2 separate regions of the Mus musculus genome follow, and region 2 is linked to region 1. Evidence: chromatin loops called from intact Hi-C (ENCODE). Cell type or tissue: heart. All regions are shown on one strand.

Region 1 (8,000 bases):
TTGGACATCTCGTGTTCAGTCTTTCGCAGCTGCAGGAGCTGTGACAGTGGACAACCTTGGACATAACATGTTGTGCCGTTGGGAGTCAGAGACTTAAAGTTTGGTGCTTAGATGAATGGACAGAAATGCAATACAGGCTTTGTGGCTGTTTGGAAAAGCACAGGGCCATACTGCTCTTCACTCTCATCAGCAACTCGTGAGAAGAGGGCTCTGCACGTCTTTGCTAGGTCAGTGTCATGGTTAAGTTTGAATTTTTGCCAAGTTGTGTGTGAAGAAGTTGCTATTTATCATTTTAGTGTTTCTCATAAAGGCAACTTTTTATGTTTGAGGGCCATTTTTAGACATTTTAAGTGACTTTGTGAATGTCTTCTGCCCATTTCTTATCCTCTGAAATTAAACAAAGTTCAAGTTGCCAATTTGGCAGTGTGTCTTTTGATGTGACTCATGCTAACTGCAGGCAAGACAACAGAATTTTTGTGGATTACCCATGAGTTGCACCCTGTAGACACTCTCAATATGCAAGCAGGGCTCTGGGACAGTGATAATAGTAGGAGGTCCTCTGCTGACCTTTCCACAGGGCACCTGCTACTGAGGCCAGCCAGGCCACACCTGCAGCACCGCAAGCCCGATTTACAGATAGATTGTTTTACAGATTCGATGGCTTACTTGTAAAGTACTTTAAGCAGTGCCCGGAACAGGAAGCATTCCATAGATAGAAGATCATAGTCTCAGAATGGTGATGTGATCCCGTGAAAATGCTTTAGCCTAGCACAGTGGAACCTGGAAGTTTAGAAGCATTGGGTGAATCAGTAGGGGATTCAGACTTTTAATTCATCTATTTACCAACTTACCCATTCTTGAACACCCCACAAGGGGAATGAGCCCCATTTTGTTTGTCCGTTTTAATCACTTGTGTCTTTGATATCCCAGAACAAGATGACTGTGTGGAATCAAAGAATGAAGGAACCAGTGATGGACTGGAGAACGAGGCAGAGAAACAGAAAGAAAAATGGCAGACTTCACATTGTAAAAGCCTTTGTCAACTACAGTTTGGCCTTTACCCTGAGCAGAGCAACCCTATGATCCTATTTGTATGTTAAAAAAAACAAAACAAAACAAAACTCAAACCTTCGGCTGGGTGAAGAGTCTACAGGAGAAGGGAAATACTTTGTTACAGGGGAGTGGGGGAGATAGGAGGTTGAATGAAGATACAGGCTAGGGTGGTGCTGGAGAGGAAGTGAGTTAGGGAGAGATCCAGCAGTCACAATGACAATAGAAGATTTGTTGGGTGGAAAGAGGAGAAAGAAGTCTGGAATGTGTCTCTTTGGTTTGAATAGAAGAGAGGTAACTATAATGAAGGTGGCTTTTTAAACTTGGATTTGACCGTGGGTCAGTGTTCATTCTGTGACGACCTGAGTTAGGTTTCTCTATATTCACTGGATCCAGGAGGTGTGGCTCTATCTGGGGTGCTGTAGCAGAGCTGATGAGATGCCAGTGTCTGCGAGTAGAACCCCCTCTGAAGACCAGTTGGCCAGCAGCACAGCTTTGGGAATGACTAACTTTCCCAGGATATCTGATAGGGTGTGCTCAGTGTCATGTAACCACTGACAATAAATGGGATTTTGGTCTTTGAAGGCAAAAATCCTCATCTTGACATCTTCTTTCATGCCCAAGCACCTGCACACCGCGGAGTGTACAATCTCCAATAGTTATCACAGAGAGAGATTATGAAAGAAAATCTAAGGTCAGGCGTGGGGGTCCATGCCTTTAATCCCAGCGCTCAAGAGGCAGGGGTAGGCAAGCTCTGTGAATTTGAGGCCAGCCTTGTCTGTAAAATGGGTTCCAGGATAGCCAAGGCTTATACAGAGGTTTATACAGAGAAACTATGTCTTGAAAAACCACCACCACCAAACAAAAAGAGAAGAAAAAAGAAAAGAAAAGAAAAGAAAAGAAAAGAAAAGGAAAGGAAAGAAAAGAAAAGCAAGCAAGCAAGCACACCTACTATCAAGCAAGTCCCTTACTAGGTTGCTCAGGAAACATGGGAGCAGCACACAGAGTTAGTGCAGAAGGAACTCACAATCTGTGTCTCCAAAGATAGAGAACAGGTGACTTAATCCCCAGACAGTTCAACCAAAGCCCATCTGGAATGATGCCCTCCAAAGTTTGATGACACTAACGGTTTTTTTCTAGAGGTTTTGTGGAATTAAAGGTTGCAAAGTATAGGCTTAAGAGGTTGGGGTAAGACAATCATTTGGACACCTGGGCTCCCACTTTTTCAAGAGAAAAGGATTTTCTCCTGCAGCCATGGTTGTGGTACAAATTCATGAGACTAAGAACTGTGTTCCACAGCTGCCTCCACAGGTTGACGTATCTGTTATAAAGTTTCTCGAACTTTCTACATGATGCCAGTGGATCCCCAGAAGAAGGTTCATCACAGTTAGGAGAGGATGTATTAGAATTCCTTCTCTGATCAGAGCGGTATTTTTTTGGGTTTCAGATATGCATAGTTGAGAGGGTAAAGTAGCCTCAGAAGGCGATGGGGAGCCAATGCAAACAAATTGTAGGATAGTGGTGGAAAGAGAAAACCTTTCTGTGTAGGGCCAAGATATCAGGAGAAGCCAGGCACTGGCTTCGCAGGGAAGAGGGCTGGGGGTAAGAAAGCTAGGAGGGAAAGGATGCGAATGTAACCTCACGTGCAGAGTCAACGTTAGAGATGCGAAGAGAATTGGGAAAGGAGGGACTGGAGATGCCTTCTCCGCCCTGCGGCAAGGGGGTGTGGCCCCGAGAGCGGGAAGGTAGGGACGGGATGGCGCCGGCCGCAGTGGGGGTTCCCCAACTCTTCCTTAGAAGTCTGAGAGCTGCGGAGCTCCGCGGCAGGTTGGCCCGGGCGGAGGAGGAGCGAGGGCGCTGATGGGCGTGGCTGGGCGTGTCTGGGCCGCGCAAGTCAGAGGGCGGCGCTAGGACCCGCAGGCCGCCCCGCCGGCTCCCGGGAGGTTGATAAAGCGGCGGCGGCGTTTGACGTCAGTGGGGAGTTAATTTTAAATCGGTACAAGATGGCGGAGGGGGACGAGGCAGCGCGAAGGCAGCAGCCGCAGCAGGGGCTGAGGCGCCGGCGACAGACCAGCGACTCGAGCGTCGGAGTTAACCACGTCTCGTCTACGACCTCCCTAGGTACGGGCCGGAGGGGCCGAGGCCACGGGGGGCCGGGAGTCGGGGAGGCTGCGGCCGTTCGGGCTGGCGGGCACCGGTCGCCCGCTGGGGTCGAAGACCGCGGCTGGCTGGGCTCGGCTCGGCTCTGGCCGCCGCGGCCGCCCGTTCGCTCGCACGCTCGTTCGCTCGCTCGCAGGGCCTAGCGGCAGCCGCGCCCCACGCTCCGCCGCGCGGCCTGAGAGGGCGGCCCGCGGGCCTCGGCTCTCCCAGCTGCCGGGGGAACGGGCAGCCCGGCCCCCTGCCCGCCGCCGCCGCGTGGCCGCCGCGGTGTCCGCCCCGACCCAAGGGGGCGGCCTTGAGCCGGGGCCACGGGGCCGGGACGCGCGGAGGTCGGCGGGCGGTACGGGATCGGTCACCCGGCGGGCACTCACTGCCCTGGGTGCCTGACGCGGGCCGGGAAGGGAGGGACGAGCGGGACGCGCTGGGCCCCGCGGTGGCGGTGGACGCGGGAACCGCTGGCACCTGGCTGCCAGGTCGCAGAGCTCTCTCCACACACACACCACACACACTCACACACCCTTCCTTCCCGATGGGAGCCGCAGTCCGCAGGCCAGGGCTGGGGCCCGGGCTCAGCTTCAGCTTCACCAGCTCTTGGCTCCGCCGAACCCATTCGCACGAGTTGTGCGTGGATTGGCCAGGGTTGCAAGTGTTGGCTCCGGTTGTCAGACTGGGGTTAGGAGCCCTGGGGCTGCGAGTCATTCGCTTCAGGCTGAGAGTGTCTGGTTTGAAGTCACCTGATCCCGTCGTTCCTGGGTTTTGCTGAATGTGAGCTCCTACTGTATGTGTGTGTACATGGCGCCCCTACCCCGTCGAAGACGCAGTTGCGTTGGCAGCGCGGTGTTGTGTGTTGCTCTCACTCACAGCACCCCTATTTTTAGGAGTGTAGCATTTGATCTTTCACCGTGGTGCGAATTGAACGCACGAAGTCCTTATTGAGAGTTGCGATGGTTAAAGGCGGAAAAGTTTTTCAAAGGCTTAGAAATCGTAAGGGCTTAGGGTTAGATACCTGAGGTCAAGATAAGCGTAGAGTAAACACACCGGGTATGAGATCGCTTTTGTATTTCCTTTTCCACAATCTGATAAAGGCTTTACTGGATAAAATTTAAAACATTTTGATTAAATATTTACCACAGACACTTTATAGAAAACTTTAATTTACATTTCACCATTTATGGTAGCTCTTGGACATATGTCAGAGGTGAGGATAACTTAGAATTTTCGAACGAGAAAAAGAAATGAGGTTTGTTAACCTGTCAACTACAAACTCTTGTCAGAACTGTTTACAGTGGTAGCCCTCTGCCCTTGGAAATACTTCCAGAGAGGCTTTTTAAAAACCTTAGGTGGCTGATTTGTTTTGGAATCCGTGTGTGTGTGTGTGTGTGTGTGTGTGTGTGAGAACAGTTTGAGATGTAGTGTCAACATACTTGATGTATGCAATAGGAAAAGCATAAGTTTGATTCAGTCATGGGTAAGAGCATGTTTTATGCTATTGGACACTGAGAAGAGATGAGAGAGTGTCTTGGGACTATCGCCTTTGGCTACTTTGTGGTTTCTTTCTTCCACCCTTCTCCACCCCTTTCTGCCACACTTTCCACCCCCTAGATAAGAGAGAGGAAAGAGATCCCTGAATAAAGTCAGGGGTGGGAAAGGGGCAACTCTATCGTTAGACTACTTCCTGCTGATTAGGGGTGTCCTTGGGGCAAGTTTGATCTTCGCTGTCAGGATATGTAATTTTTTCTTCTTGTTTCTTCTTTGTGCCCGACTACTTAACAACAACAAAGGACCATCAACCCACACTGCCTCCTTTGGCTCTAGCATTTATATACTGTCAGGAAACTCCACAGAATTCCAACTAACACACAATCACAGAAACTCTGCAGCTGGGAAATCCTGGTCAGTGGCTGTGGACAGTCTGAAGCAGCCCGGTGTCCCACACCTGTGTGGACAGTCTGAAGCAGCCCGGTGTCCCACACCTGTGTGGACAGCCTGAAGCAGCCCCGTGTCCCACACCTGTGTGGACAGTCTGAAGCAGCCCCGTGTCCCACACCTGGGATTCAAGTGAAAACGTAGTCTTAAAATACTTTTGTGTTTCTTACAGAAACCAAAACTCCAAAATTGTCATTATAGACTTGATAAGTAGCGCTCGACTACCATTTGTTAACTGTTCTGCCGTTGCTCATAGATCTCGGCCTTTCATTTGGTGGTCATGTGTGGAAGACTTTCACTTAACAGCCATTCCTATCAAATGACTTCTAAGGCAGGCCCGACACCGCCAGTTTGCTTCTGAGTCACCTGCATTACAAACTAAATTGTGTGCTTGTGTGAACTCATGTAGAAAAAGAAAATACCCCCAAGACATTTCCCTCCGTGTGTGGAAGATCAAACCGAGGGTCTTCCAAACATCAGGCTAAGTGCGCCTGCCTCCAGAGTGGATTTAGGATCCAACACTCCATGGTTGTATGATTGACCTTCTAGTTGATAGGATTCTAGGAGTCTTTCTGTCGGTGCTCAGTCTGTTGGGTGACGTGCTTTGGAAATTCTGTGGACTTTTTACGGGGAGAGGGAGAAGCTGCTGCTTACAGTAAAGGGATTGTTACAGGGAAACAAGGCAGGAGAGAAAATGAGACTGTAGCTGTAGGTGGGCCCCACAACGGTGCACAGGCTTTCAGGATTTTTATTGTTTTGTTTCTTCTTAAATATTTATTTTTAAAAATGTGTGTGTGCTTGCATGTGTTCGTGTATGCTCTGAGTATAGGTGCACACAAAGGCCAGAGGGTCAGATCCCTGGAGAGAGAGTTAGGGGCGGTTGTGAGCCGTTTTATGTGGGTTTGGGAACTGAGTGTGGGTTTGCTGTCTTCACTGAGCCATTTATTTCTACAGCCTTTCTTTTTTAGTGTGGCTTTTAACTTTATGGTAAAATTTCTGATTATTCCCCAAAATAAAATTGTGACACTTTTTCCTAGATAACTAACCTTTCTACAGCTGGAACTGGGCAGCTCCCTAGGGTGACTGAACACCAGCCAGGGTGATACTGCTGGAGTAGAAGACACTTTAACTGTGAGGCACACTGACAGCTCTTGTTTGTGCTCAGTTTCGACATAGGTTTGATGTACAAATGGGAACAAAGCTTTTTCAAGTAAGCTCTCAAAAGCCAGAAATATTAGGTGCAGAAGTAGGAATAACTTTTTAAAATGTTCATTTAATGACTTTATAAGGAGGGTTTTCTCTGGGCAAAGAACAGAGGAACAATTTTTATTCCTTTTCCTTCTCAAGGGCGGTAGCATTCTGATTTTGTAGCCATTTGAGGGTTTTAGATCCCAGGTGTGTTGCTTCAGAGAAGTCGGTCACTTTATTTACGTTTTAACCTTAAGGAAAATAGATTTGGCCACAGAGTAGTTAAACTTCATTTCACAATGAATTCATTTCTGAAGTTTTGTTTCATCTCCTATTCTCTTTTGCCACCGAGATAGGAACCTGAACGCTGGGTGACAGGTCCTATTTGTTACTTAACAAAATACTTTAAAACCCCTGCATTTTATTTCTTAAAGCTCGCTCTTCTGGGGAGGGAGTTCAGTGCTGTTCCCACTGGAGGGCGAGTGTGCTGTCTCTCCAGTTACTGAAGCTTCTCAGTACTTGCTCCATTTCTCACCAGGTTTAGAGGAGGTGAGGGCCATTCGGTGGATTGCCACATATGATTGATTAGATATGGCTGACTGCTGTGGGAGTGAAGTCAGTGGGCTGGGCTTTCTTGTTTGCTTTCCGTGTCGCGCTTAAGATTGACCCATGCCCTTGCCTGCAGAGCCAACCACAGAGCTGTAGTAGCCATACTTCCCTTGAAATGAAAAGTAGGCAGGCCAAGGTGGGGTCTGTGCAAAGAGAAGGCAGTGAAGTAGGCGGCCCTGCCTGTTAGGGGCTGTGAGGGTGGCAGGGTTCTCAAGTAGCTGTTTAGCAGTTTTCACACGATGGTTACATTGTCTATCTCTCTGTTTGTGTATGCACACATCAGATAGGATTTTGTAGTAAATTACTGATTTTTCACCACCCTGGGATAAATGGCTATACAATAGTCGATTTTATGGGCATATGACATTTAAGTCATGAAAGACTAACAATCTGCCACTTTCCCAGTAAGATAATATGCACCTTTAACTAACTTGTCCATGGTTTCCTGGCCAGTACAAGTAGAATAAAGGGGATCTACTTTCTAACTTTAGTTTAATGGAAATTATTTCATAGAACTGCATCTCTGTGACTGAAGCTAGTGTAATCAGTTAGTGGCTGCCCAGATAGCTTACTGTCAGAACTCTAGGTGCACAGACACTCCTGGTGAGAGGTGCTTAGCTGTCTAGGATCTCTAGTTTTGTTTTTTGTTTTTGTTTTTGTTTTTTCTCAAACTTTCCTATTGGGAGCACCATCTTTAACTGTAGAGAGGGATGGTGATGTAGAGGAGAGGCGTGACTGTGACTGAAGCTACCCTCTCTGTATTCATCAGCTCCTTATAAGGCCTTAGTGGGAAGCACATGATAGAGGCTGCTTTTTACTTTAAAAAAATTAACCTTTTTTTTTTTGTTGTTGTTTGTTTGTTTGTTTTTGCGGCAGTGTTTCTCTGTATAGTTTTGGCTGTCCTGGAACTCACTCTGTAGACCATGCTGGCCCCGAACTCAGAAATCCGCCTGCCTCTGCCTCCCAAGTGCGCCACCAGGCCTGGCTTTTTTTTTTTTTTTTTTTTTTTTTTAAATACACTCTAGATTTCATTCCCTTCCCAGTCCACTCTGACTGTTCCCCATCCC
Region 2 (8,000 bases), 270 kb before region 1:
ACGGGCTCTCAGGAGCTTCTGGATCCCTAACATTCTGTCATAAGATTTCCAGACACAAGGTCACGAGTCCAGAACATTTTGGCTAACATCCCACGTGGTCTTTCAGAGTTTTGGAAATGGGCCAGGATGTTAGAGTTCAGCTCTTCAGATTTTCCAGACCTGGTTGTCAAGGACCAGAGTTCTCTTGGCTGACTCGAAGGCATGGCTGCATTAACAGACCATTTAAGACAGCGGCAAGGAGCCGCCATAGTGGCACACACTTTTAATCCTAGCACTCAGGAGGAAGAGGCAGGAGGATCTCTGTGAGTTTGAGGCCAGCTTGGTCTACATGTGAGACCCCCCTCTCCCCCCTCATCTTGAAAAAAAAAACCAAAACAAAAAACAAAAACCCACCACCAACAACAAATTAGCTGCAAGGAAGGTTAGAGTGGAGAGGCCTGGGGGAAAGAGCTGCTCCTAAGACATACAGGTTAATTCTTAGTTGGTTTAATTTTTGTATTTAGCATAGATTAGTTTTTCTTGTTTTTAAAAAAATTATATGCTGGGCATGGTCTCATACACCTTTGATCCCAGCACTCTGGAGGCAGAAACAGGAAGATCTCCGTAAATTTGAAGCCAGCGGAATCTATATAGTGAGGGCCATACAGCAAGCCCTTGTCTTAAGTGTATATATTAATTTTATTATATTTATTTTTAAAAAACATTTATCTATTTACTATGTATATAGTGTTCTGCCTACATGAATTTCTGCACACCAGCAGAGGGCACCAGATATCATTATAGTTGGCTGCGAGCTATCATGTGGTTCCTGGGAATTGAACTCAGGACCTCTGGAAGAAGGACCAGTGTTCTTAACTGCTGAGCCATCTCTCCAGTCCTATTATACTTATTTTAACATTTTCTTCTGTGTGTGCCTTTGTGTGTGTGTGTGTGTGTGTGTGTGTGTGTGTGTGTGTGTGTGTGTATAGCCTACATGAGGAGGTCAGAGGTCAATTGTGGGAGCTATTTTCTTCTTTTACCACATGGAGCCCAGGGACTGAACTCAGGCCCTCGAGCTGGGGGCAGGTGACTTTTGCCTGTCCAGCATCTCACCAGCCCTAGGTTAGTTTCTCTAGCTTTAAACCAGAGACATTAAACCCTTCTTGGGGTGATAGCTATCCTGACAGATGTCCGGAGAACATCTCCGGTGGTAGAGGGACAGACGGAGAGGGAGCTGGACTGGTAAGAAACTCTACATGGCACCAAACCTTACCAAAACCACGCACAGGTGACAAAGCGGCACTGGAGAAGGTTGGGAAGGACGGGCAAGGGGAAAATATGAGTTTTGAAGGGTGAGAGAGGATTTAGGAGGCAAAGCCGGTAGTTACTGTCCCCATAAGGTGGGGATGGGAGTTCAGAGACTGGTGAGGTGCGAGCAAGGCATGGCAGAGCAGCCTGGAAAATCGCGTAGTGTCTGGGCTGGGTAACAATGAGAAAGTGTGTGTGTGTGTGTGTGTGTGTGTGTGTGTGTGTGTGTCTGCGCATGTGTGTGTGTGTGTGTGTGTGTGTGTGTGTGTAGCCCTGGCTAATCTCAAACTTCCTATGTAGGCAAGAGTGACCAAGCATTTATGACTACCCTGCCTGCATCTCCCGAGTGCTGGGACTAGAAGTGTGTACCAGTACAGCAGAGTGCAGTGCAGTGCAGTGCAGTGCAGTGCAGTGCAGTGCAGTGCAGTTCTGGGGAGCAAACTCTGAGCTTTCACACATGCTAGGCAAGTAACCCACATGCCCAGACCCTACAAAAATATTTTAAAGGATGGAAATAAGATTTGCATTTCAGATACATTTAGGAACCTGATGGAGGATAAATCTTTAAGGTTTTATTTTCACGGTCCATTCATTTATTGATCAAAATTTTATGTTCCCACAGTGTGAGTTAGGCCTTGACTAGAGAGAGAGAGAGAGAGAGAGAGAGAGAGAGAGAGAGCGAGAGAGAGAAGTCACTTAAGCCAACAGAGTCCTGATGGGCAGAGTCCTATAACCAATGTGGAAGACTAAAGAGACTTGAGGAATATCAGAGGCTAAAACTGAGCAGGACTTGATGACTAAGGATGGAGAGGACCCGTGGAGGCAGGAGAAGTGGTCTGGGAATGGCTGAAATAAACACCTAGGCCCTTAGGCATTATTTTAGGATTAGATGAAGTCTGGAGGAATTGTCTGTGAGAACTCCAGAAAGATTAAGCCATGTGCCAGCACGACAGTCAGTCCTCACTGGCAACATCTTGGAAACAAGAGGCAATCTCGGGTTTGTTTGTTTGTTTCTTCTCCTCCTTCTTCTTTCTGGGGAAAGACAGATCTACTCTAGAGAAGTAATTAAATCACGGACAGATTGTAGGTTGAATGGAAAGAGGTTGAAATAAAATAGAAACATCTAGCTAATGGCTGGGCAGGGGGACAGAGGCAGAACTTTTATGATTCCTGGGCAAGAAATGAAGGAGAGGGAGGAGAAAGGAGTCCACCATGTGAGGGGTATAGGATGGACCATGCCATGAAGGAGCAGGAAGGTGAAACAGCTGAAATGTGGGTACAGAGGGAAAGTGGTCCCATGGGAGAGCTGCCCGGACGGAAACGTGGCCGCAGAGATAAGATATAGATTTAGGAAGCGTTAACTCAGGAATACTGGAGGGGAATGTGTGCTAGCCATGAGAGGTTTGTAAGTGCCCAGCCATTGAGCTAGTTAAGGCACATTAAATAAAGGTTGCATGTGTGTGTCTTTCATTTGTGAATCCAGAGCTCTTGGGTGGGTACAGAGCCTCAAACACACCAACCGGGAACATAGAGCGGACCTTAATAATTTACCACTACATGTCGAGCTGGGCTTCCCTGAACAGCCTTGTTGTAAGCCTTTCCTACCAGAACTCTAACTTGGGCAAAATAGGGCTGCTTTCACGTAATTTTAGAATGAGCTTTCCAAAACTCATTGTAGCAAGAATAGCAGGTGAATGCAGACAGGGTACAGGGCAGAACAGACTAGGTAAAATTTTTAAAAAATAAGAAGTATATTTTCTTTTCTTTTTCCTTTTCTCCTTTCCTTTCCTTTCCTTTCCTTTCCTTTCCTTTCCTTTCCTTTCCTTTCCTTTCCTTTCCTTTCCTTTCCTTTCCTTTCCTTTCCTTTCCTTTTTCCTTTCCTTTCCTTTTTCCTTTCCTTTCCTTTCCTTTCCTTTCCTTTCCTTTCCTTTCCTTTCCTTTCCTTTCCTTTCCTTTCCTTTTTCTTTTTTTTCCTTTTGGTTTTTTGAGACAGGGTTTCTCTGTATAGCCCTGGCTGTCCTGGAACTCACTCTGTAGACCAGACTAGCCTCAAACTCAGAAATCCACCTGCCTCTGCCTCTGCTTTGTGAGTGCTGGGATTAAAGGTGTGCGCCACCACTGCCTGGCTATTCTGAACATTGTTACTATTATCTGTCCTGTACTGTAAATGGCCTCTAGGAGTTTCATTTCAGGGCTACATCTGACTACAGTCCACAAAGCAAACACACTCAAGAGGACCTTGGATGCTCTGATGAAAGCAGAATCTCAATGTCCTACCAAAGAGTCAATGTTTCATGAGCAGCAAGGGGTTGGAGTTTGTTTGTTTTAAGAAGCCTAAAACAATTGCTCTGGGGAAACATCAAGGCTAACTGCCAACATGCAATCAATTGCTGGCCTGTGCTGTGGGTCGAAAAGAGTTCTCAGCCTCACAGACGCCTTCTGCAAGGGCAGCCGGCCAAGGTGCAAGAAAGAGGCTGCCACAACCAACAGCTGTGAGTTCAGAAGGACCAGACGCCATCCCGTGGAATAGTTTTGACAGCTAGGCAATGGGCTTTATTAAAAATTATTTGTCTTATTTCATGTGTGTTCTTTCCTTCTTTCTTTTCTTGCTCTCTTTTGGTCCCCTGGGGTCTATGTTGCCTAAGCTGATCTTGAACTCTTGAGTTTAAGTGATTCTCCTGTCTCAGCCTCTCAAGTGCAGGGATTAAAGACGTGTGCCACCACCACCTGCCTTGTTTTTTTTTTTTTTAAAAAAGATTTATTTATTATTATATCTAAGTACACTGTAGCTGTCTTCAGATGCACCAGAAGAGGGCGTCCGATCTAATTACAGATGGTCGTTAGCCACCACATGGTTGCTGGGATTTGAACTCAGGACCTTCGGAAGAGTAGTCAGTGTTCTTACCCACTGAGCCATCTCTCCAGCCCCCTGTCTTGGTTTTTATTTATTTATTTTTCAAGTGAAGAACAAGGATGCCAGAATCTTGTAGCCGAACAAAAAGGCATAAGAGATATTGCCTGTTTGGGTTATAAAACTCTAGCTGGTAACAATCTCCTATGGAGAAAACAAGGGTGACTTTAAATCATCCTGTTGGGCCCCACTGAAGGCTGTGTGTGTCCCCACTGTTACAGAGACTTGGGAAGAAGAAGAGCCTCTCCGTGTAGGAGACAGGACAAAGGAGAAGATGGAGGAGCCAGACCCCAGGCTGTTGTCTTCTATGCTTTATTGGACAACAAGGGCTGAAGTCATTTTTTATGTCCCCTACAATTGACAAAAGGAGTAAAATAGGGGCCCCGAGGGTGCCTGGGGTAAAGATTTATGTGGGAGCTTAGGGTGTACAGGGAGTCACCCTATCCTGTCACACTTGCTTCCGTGCCTGTATATCGCAGTATTCCATTCTATGCAACAGCTGACCAGTGAGTAGGCAGGAAGCAAACACAGAACAGGACTTGACTCCTCCCCAAACACACACTGGGAAAGACAGTAGCCCTGCGTGATGGTTTGTATATTCTTGGACCAGGGAGTGGCACCATTTGGAGTTTTGGCTTTTTTGGAATATGAGTGACCTGGTTGGAGTAGGTGTGTCACTGTGTGTTTGGGCTTAATACTCTCACCCTATGTCAGTCTTCCACTAGTAGCCTTTGGATGAAGATGTAGAACTCTCAGCTCTTCCTGCACCATACCTGCCTGGATGCTGCCATGCTCCCACCTTGATGGTAATGGACTGAACCTCTGAATCTGTAAGCCAGCCCCAATTAAATGTTGTTTTGTATAAGAGTTGCCCTGGTCATGGTGTCTGTTTACAGCAGTAAAACCCTAACTAAGACACCCAGCCACCGTGTTACTATTACTGTTACAGTCAAATAAAAAGCGCTACTGTCTCAGCACACAAGTTGTCCTGTCATCTGAAAAATTGTTTACCATGTCTATCCAGAATGAAAGCACCCGAAAAGTTTAGCTCTGCATCAGCATCTCCCATCAAGACAGTTTAGATTGCAGGTTAGATAAAGAGTTAGAACATAAATTTAAGTATAAACAACTAGCCACAAAAAGGAAAGGACTGTGGTGGGGAACTGTCTTGCATGTTAGACAGGACCCCACAGAATCCACTGAGAGTTGGCCTGCGGTTGGGCCATTGAAACCATAGACATTATAATCAGAGGCTGCAGAGATCGCTCTGAGAGATGGCTGCCCTTCCAGATGACCCAAAGTCAGTTCCCAGCATAATAGCAGGTAGCTCACAACCATTTGTGACTCTGAGAGTGCATGTGCACTTGTGTGCGTGTGCATGCATGCACATACATGCACGCACACACACGCACACACAAATAATAATTAAAAATTTTAACAACAAAAGCCAGGTGGTGGTGGCACACACCTTTATTCTAGCACTTGGGAGGCAGAGGCAGATGAATCTCTTGAGTTTGAGGATAGCCTGATCTACATAGTGAGTTTTAGGACAGCCAGAGCTACACAGAGAAACCTTGTCTAGAAAAAAATAAAAATGAAAATGAAAATAAACAATATTTTAAAAAATTATAATCAGATTAAATACCTGAGACAAATCCCACAAAATTCAAGAAATGCATATGAGCCAATAAAAGCTTCATGGTTAAAATATTGCCTTAACATCTCTCAAACCCCAGCCCATTGCTGGTTCTTCTGCAGGAGCCAACTTTTCAGAAACGGCTTGATTATCAGCTAAAAAGTTCTTGATGCTGGATTTATCTCCCTACAGTGATGGAGGTAGAGATAGTTCTATCTCTCAACTACAAGTGAAACTAACAATGGGCCTAGAAAGAGAGATTTGGAAAATAAACATACAAGCAGGGATTTAAGGTAGAAATTGGAAGATCTGGAGGGGAAAAAAAAAAAACGGAATAAAAGATATTCATAACCAAGGACCTGGGAGGCAGAGGCAGGCGGATCTCTGAATTAAAGTCCAGCCTGGTCTACAGAGCAAGTTCCAGGATGGCCAGCGCTACACAGAGACATCCCTATCTCCAACAACCAAAACCAAAACCAAAGCCACAAAGATCCCCACCCCCCCCAAAACAAAACAAACTAAACAAAAAACAGCAGCAGCAACGAGAAAACATTACATTGTCTAGCTACTGCACATTGACTGCCAGACCTGGAAGTTCGAAGCTAGACTCCTGTACATCTGTGAGTCTGCTCTGCATGGATAGATTGGCCTTGAGCTTCTTCAGAGTGAATCCAGGCCTTGAAGTTGCACTGAGCTCAGAGCAAATCTGACCTGGGCCCTGCTAACTTCTCTGGGGCACACAGCACCTGGTACAGTCTCCGTGCTTCTAGAACACAGCTCTTCTCTAAGGCTAGTCCTGATGCTTCCTGTTCAGCCGAGGCTGCTTATCTTCATCTAATCTACCTCCCTTCTCTACCTAACGTACGTGTATGTGACATGTGTATGCCATCCCGACACTGTCCATATTCATGGACAACTGTTTTGCCCTTTCTACTAGCTGGCTAACTAATACTGGCCCTCCCAGCACAGGGGATGTGGAGCGTTTCTGGATGATGGAATGACGGGTGGGCCCTCTGGGCTGGTTTTAGAATGAAGTCATCTGCTATGGAGCTATGTTTATGTTAAGAGTCATGGAGACCAAAGAGATGACTTAGCAGTTAAAAGCACTTGTTACTCTTGCAGAGGACCTAGGTTCAGTTGCTAGCATCCACATGATAACTCACAATCTAATGCCCTCTTCTGACCTCCCCAGGCATCAGGCACACACATGCTGCACAAACTTAGATACAGGCAAATACTGGTATACATAAAATAAACGACTCTACAGAGGTTAGAGGAAGTCCTGGGCTACTCTGTAGGAGCTCCTCTGTTCTTTACAGTAACTAACTGGGTCAGGCAGATGGATTCTTCCACTCCTGAGATACAAGCTAGAGTAGTTAGCACCTGCTTTTGAAGAAGCTTCCAAAAGCATCATACAGCCTGTGTCTGAGGGTTATGGGGAAGAGAGGTAACATTCACCGATGAACAGATGGGTCGATGGGAGACAGCCATGAATCGTGAGCTCTGCTGGCGTCCTAACGGATCTGAAGACTAGTGGATCAGGGGGTTGAACGCTTGCGCCTTCACAAAGCCACAGAAAGGAAGGGCTACAAGTGGCCTTCCAGACCCTTTCCTCAGGTCCTGTCATGAGCTTACAGTAACTGTCTCACTGGTACACAGAAAACCGAGAGGCACTGGGTCAGTCTGCCATCCTAACTCTTTAGAAGTACCGCCTGCCAAGCCTGACAGCCTGAGTTCATTCCCCCAGGACTCGGATGGTGGAAAGACAACCTCAAAGTCATCCTCTGACCTCCACACTCCACTCCCCCACCAGGGCACCCACTGCCCACTCACACCCCACATCTGCGCACAAAATAAATAAATAAATAAATAAATAAATAAATAAATAAATAAATAAATAAAACATTATACAAAAATTAAAGCTAAGTGTTCTTTGTTTTGAAATTGGAGATTCTTATTTCTGTGGGGATTAAAATATTTTTTTCTTGGTTTGGGGATGTAGCTCGTAGGTCTATGCTTGCCCAGCTTGCATGAGGTATTTGGGTTCAAGTCCCAGAATAAACACACACACACACACACACACACACACACACACACACACACACACACACACACACAATCTTTCTTATATGAAAAGATGGTGATTATAAATAATAGCTAGGTAGT

What was found. Peaks named below come from ENCODE experiments on the same cell type or tissue, not always from the same donor. Only the 100,000 strongest peaks of a DNase experiment are listed, where the experiment ranks them.
Region 2: it touches region 1 in a loop (1.9-fold over the local background); 2 of 42 quality-filtered maps call a loop at or near these places.

Annotation. Positions count from the first base shown.
Region 1 is chr17:79,891,080-79,899,079 of GRCm38, reverse strand. Atl2 (atlastin GTPase 2) reads left to right here and starts at 2,957. Exons shown (of 13, transcript NM_019717.3): 1 at 2,957-3,171. The coding sequence starts at 3,054. Gm41625 (a long non-coding RNA gene) reads left to right here. Exons shown (of 4, transcript XR_876985.3): 3 at 20-227; 4 at 931-991. In heart, CTCF peaks have their summits at 3,537 and 6,788; DNase peaks (open chromatin) are centred at 2,979 and 3,699; H3K4me3 peaks cover 2,610 bases; H3K27ac peaks cover 1,759 bases; H3K27me3 peaks cover 1,199 bases.
Region 2 is chr17:80,156,299-80,164,298 of GRCm38, reverse strand. All of the region lies in intron 4 of Galm (galactose mutarotase), which reads right to left. Among named protein-coding and RNA genes, the nearest start is that of Galm, 33 kb to the right of the region's middle. In heart, CTCF peaks have their summits at 753 (motif pointing right) and 3,804; a DNase peak (open chromatin) is centred at 3,728.